Linked DNA regions of Homo sapiens: region 1 is linked to region 2. The links are chromatin contacts, found by Hi-C or POLR2A ChIA-PET in ENCODE. All regions are on one chromosome and are shown on one strand. The core of a region is the stretch at or near the end of the contact, and the rest is flanking DNA. Distances in the headings are between cores, read along the strand shown.

Region 1 (2,700 bases), core at 82-2,581, 6.3 Mb after region 2:
GGAAATACTTCCATACTGGTTGGTCAGTAGCCCCTGTCCTGGGCGCTTTGAGTGACTGCTCCCCCAACTCCAGCTTCCTCAGCCCCTCCACGGGACCCTTTACGACCCCCTTGACCTCTCCTCCTTTGGCATTTAAAGGGATTATCTAGAAGGGCATCCAGGCCCTCATGACCACTGCTCCAGTTCAGGTGCCTTATGGGTTGTTCTGTAATTTGGAATCAGCCCTGTCACTGTCCAGACACAGAGGGTTAGGGGATCCCAGAGATTCAAGAGGGAGGATCCTGCCCTGCCCCCATCCCCTGCGTACCTGTTGCCAGAGCAAGCAGGATTAACTGCAGAATCCTCATGGCCTGGAGGGGGGAGGAGCGGGCCCCAGGTTCCTCTGGGAACAAGGAGGGACATGGGGCCGCATCACTTTACGGGGAAATCGGGAGGGGGGGGCTGGCTCATGCCCTCTCCTCTCTCCCTCACCTGCTCCCGCTCCCCACTTGGGAGAAACAAGGTTGGGGAAATCCCCTGTTTCTCACAGCACTCAGATCTCCAAACACTTAAAATATATCTTAGGTGTCTAGGGTGGCCTTGGAGAGGGCCTGGTCACAGCTAGAAGCTTCCGAGATACCAAGAACCATGTGGAAGTCGTTGGGAGGGGCTTTGAGCTGTCAAGCCATGGTTCGGCCCTGTTCAAGTCAGCCATGGGACCTCCCCGGCACATGTCAGAGGATGTTTTCCTTCTTGCCTTGAGAGCTGGCCAGGCCCCAGCAGCTTGGGGTGGAAGGACAAGGGGAACCAGACACCGTTCCGTAGCCACCCCTTTTTCATTGTCTTCGCAGCAGAGCGATATGGAGCCTTTGAGGTCTGCTGGAGGGGAGTAGGGGGCTCAGCCCCAGACAATGTCTGGGACCCCCATCACCCGGCTTGCTGAAGCCCTGTCCGCCAAACCCCTGCCCTTTTGAAGGACAGCCAAGCAAAGCTGGGCGGGGCTGGTCGAGGGGAGGGCCAGTGCCCTCCGCTGCCCTGGCCAGCGGGGGTGGGAGCAGAGGGCCAGCTCAGCAGCTGAAGCCATGGAGATTAGAGGTAACTGAGGCTGCGGACAGCCATCGGAGGTGAGAGGTGTAGAGAGAGGCCAGGAACCCCCACCCAAGCAGAGAAGGACAGAGCAGAGGGAGAAATGGGTGCCCGAGTGGGACAGGTGTCCTTGGGGAGGGCTGACACCTGGACGGGGAGGGGCAGCTTCCCTTTCCTCCTGGACTCACAGGCTCTGGGGCTGGGGCTCTGGGGGCCCAGTGGCGGCGGAGACGGCAGTGGCGGCAGCTACAGCAGGTAGGCTGGGTTGGAGCGCCAGGTGCCAGGCACCAGGCAGGCGGGCTGGCAGGGGGGCGGCCCTGGGCGGGCCCAGGATGACTGGCCTCCAAGCCCTGCCTTAATGCCCCGGGGCGGGGTGTGTGTGAGGGCCCTCCCCGGAGGCCTCTGAGGCACTGGCTGCCTGCCTGTGCCACCTCTCCAAGCCCCTCTTCTCCCTGTGTCTCAGCCTCCCTCTGTCTGTCTGTCTGTCTGCAGCCTTCCTTTCCCTGCCCTGAGTCTCTGAATCTGTGTCTCGTTCTATGTGTCATTCCCTGTCATTCAGTAATTCTGACTTTGTGTGATTTTTCTCTTTCTGTCCCTATGTGTCTGTCTGCCTTTCTCTGTCCTCGTCCCTGTCTCCATCTCCACTCTTCTCTCTCTGTCTGGCTCTGTGTGGCCCTTTCTCTAATTCCTTCTATCTTTGTGTCTCTCAGTCAGTCTCTCTGACTGCATCTCTGGCAATTTGTCTTGAAATCCCTCTTCTTCCATCTAATCTCCGTCTCTCTTTTTCCTCCCGTCCCAGCCACTCCCTCTCCACAGCCCCAGCCCAGGTGGGCCCCTGGCCTCCCCTAGGCCGCTCCCTTCTCCTTTGCAAGGAGAGGGGGGGTGTGCTGGGATGTCACACAGGTGGGGCTGCTGCCAGGCACAGGGGCAGGACCGGAGGGTGGGGGAGGCAGGTCAGGGCCTGTGGAAGCCGAGTCCAGGAAAGGGAACAGAGCCCTTGGCTGTGCTCCACCCCAGGGCTCCTCTGGGGCCTCGCTCCTCTGCTGACCCTTCCCCTGCCCGCTTCTCCCTGCCGCCCAGGCAGCCCGAGTCCAGCTGTTCACTTACTGGCTGCTGTGAGACCTCTGCCCGATGACTTCCAGTCCCGCAGCCACCTCAACCTCTGCATCTGCGGAACCCGAGCGCAGATTCCTGCTTCTCCCAGCTTGTTTGTTTTCAGTTAGGTCCCTTCCCTTGGCTTTCCTCCCCTCTCTCCCCTGACCAGGTGTGGAGCAAGGCAGGGGAGGGCCTAGGTTCTGACAGCAGCCAGCCCTGGCCTCAAACCTAGGTGCTTCCTCTTCCTACTACTATGACTACCCTTATGACGTGGGGACAAGGGACTCCACCCCTGCAAGGCTCAGTTTCTTCATCTGAGAGATGGGGGTGACAGACCTGCTTGCAGGGGAGGTTGGGATCAGGCTTCCAGGAGGGTCCACTTGGAAAGAGCAGACTGCGGGGGGGCTCAGCAAATGTGCCTCCGCTGGTATGATCACCCCTCACTCCCTCCCTCCTCCAGTTTCCCTTCAGTGCATTTGGGGAGATGGTCTCTCCTCACCTCTTGAGTCCCAGTGGAGACAGAATCCAAGGGGTGGGCAG
Region 2 (2,781 bases), core at 245-2,744:
GCTGCAGTGAACCGTGATCATGCCACTGCATTCCAGCCTGGGCAACAGAGTGAGACGCTGTTTCAAAAAAAGAAAAAAAAAAATCAGTTTGATGGGGTAGGGTTGGGGAGCATGTCAGCAAGCAGATTTTGGATGTGCTGAGGATCGTATGAAATCCTAGGGAAGCAGCAACATCGAGATATAGGACAGCTAAGGAGTTCCATCTGGGACATGTTGAAATTTTTTTTTTAATAGAGATAGGGTCTCACTATGTTGCCCAGGCTGGTCTTGAACTCCTGGGCTCAAGTGATCCTCCCCCATCGGCCTCCCAAATTGCTGGGATTACAGGTGTGAGCACCACGCCCAGCCCGCTGGGACATGTTGGATTTTATGTGCCACCCAGATGGTTGGATACTCAGATCTGAAAAGCAGGAGAAAGCTCTGGGCTGGAAATAGGAAACTGCACCTCAGTTCTCCATGCAGTCACTGATATAGTCGGTGAGGGACTGGGGGAGCCCTCAGGAGACATCGCACAGTCCCCCCTCTCTCTTTCTTTCTCTCACCCCTCAGAAAAGAATAAGGAGCTGCCCAGTACACACCTGCCCACCAACGCTGGGATCCTGGCGGCCACCATCATTGGATCTCTTGCTGCCGGGGCCCTTCTCATCAGCTGCATTGCCTATCTCCTGGTGACAAGGAACTGGAGGGGCCAGAGCCACAGGTACAGGGTCCCCAAGTGTCCCTCTCCTGTCTGCTCCCACTGTCTTCTCAAGCCCCATGGATTCTTCCACAAGTCACATCATCCGGCTCATACACAATCTCATCAAATCTTGGAACTCCTGGGGTGAAAAGAATCTTTCTATCCTGTATTAAACAGAATTCTGCATTGCAAGGGACAGAAAACCTATTCTTAAACTGACTTACCAAAAAGAAGGAATTTTAGTCAGGGTCTCGCTCTGTCACCCAGGCTGGAGTGCAGTGGCACAATCACGACTCACTGCAGCCTCAACTTCCCCGGACTCAGGTGAGTCTTTCACCTCAGCCTCCCAGGTAGCTGAGACTACAGGTGTGCACCACCAAGCCTGGCTAATTTTTTTTATTTTTGTAGAGATGGGGTTTTGCCCAGGCTGGTCTCGAACTCCTGGGCTCAAGTGATCCTCCAGCTTTGGCCTCCCAAAGTGCTGAGAATACAGGCATGAGCCACTGTTCCCTGCCCAAAAAACAAGGAATTGTTTAATACTACATAACTTATTCAGGTAGGCTGCATCCAGGGGCTCAATGTTCTCAAATGACTCCTTTATATACTCGTCAACTCTGTATTTTTCTTCGGTGGCTTCATTCTCAGGCAGGCTCTCCCCTGTTGCCACAAGATCACTCCCAGGGGGCCCAGGCTCATACTCCACTGGTTTAGCCATTCCTAGCAAGGAGACCACCTTGTTCCTGGTAGTTCCAACAAGAGCCCCAAGTCTACCTCTCATTGGCTTAACTCAGATCACATGACTTTTCATGAACCAATCACTGTGGCCAGGGGTTGGTGGCCAGGGAAAGCTCTGATTGGCCAAAGTTGGGCTATTTGTGCAGCCCCAGAGACTGGGCTAGATCCAACTCCGTTTAATCAAGTGGATTGAGAGTGTAGACCGGCTCTCCAAAGGAAAACAAAACTGGTTGCTATTGTCAAAGAAGGGGAGTGGGCAGCAGCAGGCACAGCTATCAGATGCTACCTACTTGTATGGAGAGAGAGAGAGAGAGAGAGAGAGGAGAGAGAGGAGAGAGAGACAGTCCTGTTTCCCCCAGGGAGAGTCTATTCGTGAAAAATTCCTTTCTTATGACATCAGCGTCTTCAGAACTTTGTCTCTTGAAATTGATTCTGAACTGATTGTAGATAAGATGTCTAATTTTTCTGCCACTCACCAGTTCCCAGAATATGAAAGCAGCAATTTTGTCTCCTTTCTCAACTCTTCCTTATGTGCCATGGATTCTGTTTTCTTCTTCTTCTTTTTTTTTTTTGAGACAGAGTCTTGCTGCAGTGTAGTGGCGCAATCTTGGCTCACTGCAACCTCCACCTCCGGGACTCAAGCAATTCTCGTGCCTCAGCCTCCCAAGTAGCTGAGACTACAGGCGTGCACCACAACGCCCGGCTAATTTTTTGTATTTTAGTAGAGATGGGGTTTCACCATGTTGCCCTGGATGGTCTCAAACTCCTGATCTCAGGCAATCCGCCAGCCTCGGCCTCCCAAAGTGCTGGAATTACAGGCATGAGCCACTGCGCCTGGCCTATTTCTTTTTCTTTTTTAAAGAGACAGGGTCTTGCTTTATCACCCAGGCTGGAGTGCAGTGGCATGATCATAGTTTACTGCAGCCTCAGACTCCTGGGCTCAAGTGATCCTCCCACCTCAGCCTCCTGGGTAACTGGGACCACAGGCCTGTGCTACCACACCTGGCTAATTATCTGTATTATTATTTTTTGTAGAGATGGGGTCTTGCTATGTTGCCCAAGCTGACCTCAAACTCCTGGCCTTAAGCGGTCCTTCTGCCTCAGCCTCCCAAAGTGCTCGAATTACAGGCATGCATCACCATGCCTAGCTTATTTTTTACTTTTTGTAAAAATAAGATCTCCCTGTGTTGCCCTGGCTGTCTTGAATTGCTGGGCTCAAGCCATCCTCCCATCTCAGCCCCCCAAGTAGCTGGGACTACAGGAGTGCACCATTTCCAAGCTTTTTTTTCTTCTTCTTCTTGTTTTGCTCTTGTCGCCCAGGCTGGAATCCAGTGGCGCGATCTCGGCTCACTGCAACTTCCGCCTCA

Evidence for each region. A loop is a pair of places that touch in the nucleus more often than their neighbours do. ChIA-PET counts read pairs that join two places held with the same protein, here RNA polymerase II (POLR2A).
Region 1: a map of transverse colon shows a loop between it and region 2 (16-fold over the local background). The contact joins the promoter of KLK11 here to the enhancer-like site in region 2. A Hi-C loop is called at or near these places in 1 of 168 maps with a recorded cell type or tissue (transverse colon). POLR2A ChIA-PET finds 5 or more read pairs at or near these places in 1 of 52 experiments (A549).

What each region holds. Positions count from the first base shown.
Region 1 is chr19:51,025,285-51,027,984 of GRCh38, forward strand. It overlaps KLK11 (kallikrein related peptidase 11), which reads right to left and starts at 1,332. Exons shown (of 6, transcript NM_001136032.3): 1 at 1,254-1,332; 2 at 308-382. The coding sequence starts at 347. RefSeq lists enhancers at 411-969, 970-1,527, 2,087-2,643.
Region 2 is chr19:44,675,722-44,678,502 of GRCh38, forward strand. CEACAM19 (CEA cell adhesion molecule 19) reads left to right here. Exons shown (of 8, transcript NM_001127893.3): 3 at 550-700. Among named protein-coding and RNA genes, the nearest start is that of CEACAM19, 5.6 kb to the left of the region's middle. Within about 2 kb of position 1,495, at least 4 of the 41 ENCODE cell types and tissues checked have a DNase peak (open chromatin) inside an H3K27ac peak, as active enhancers do.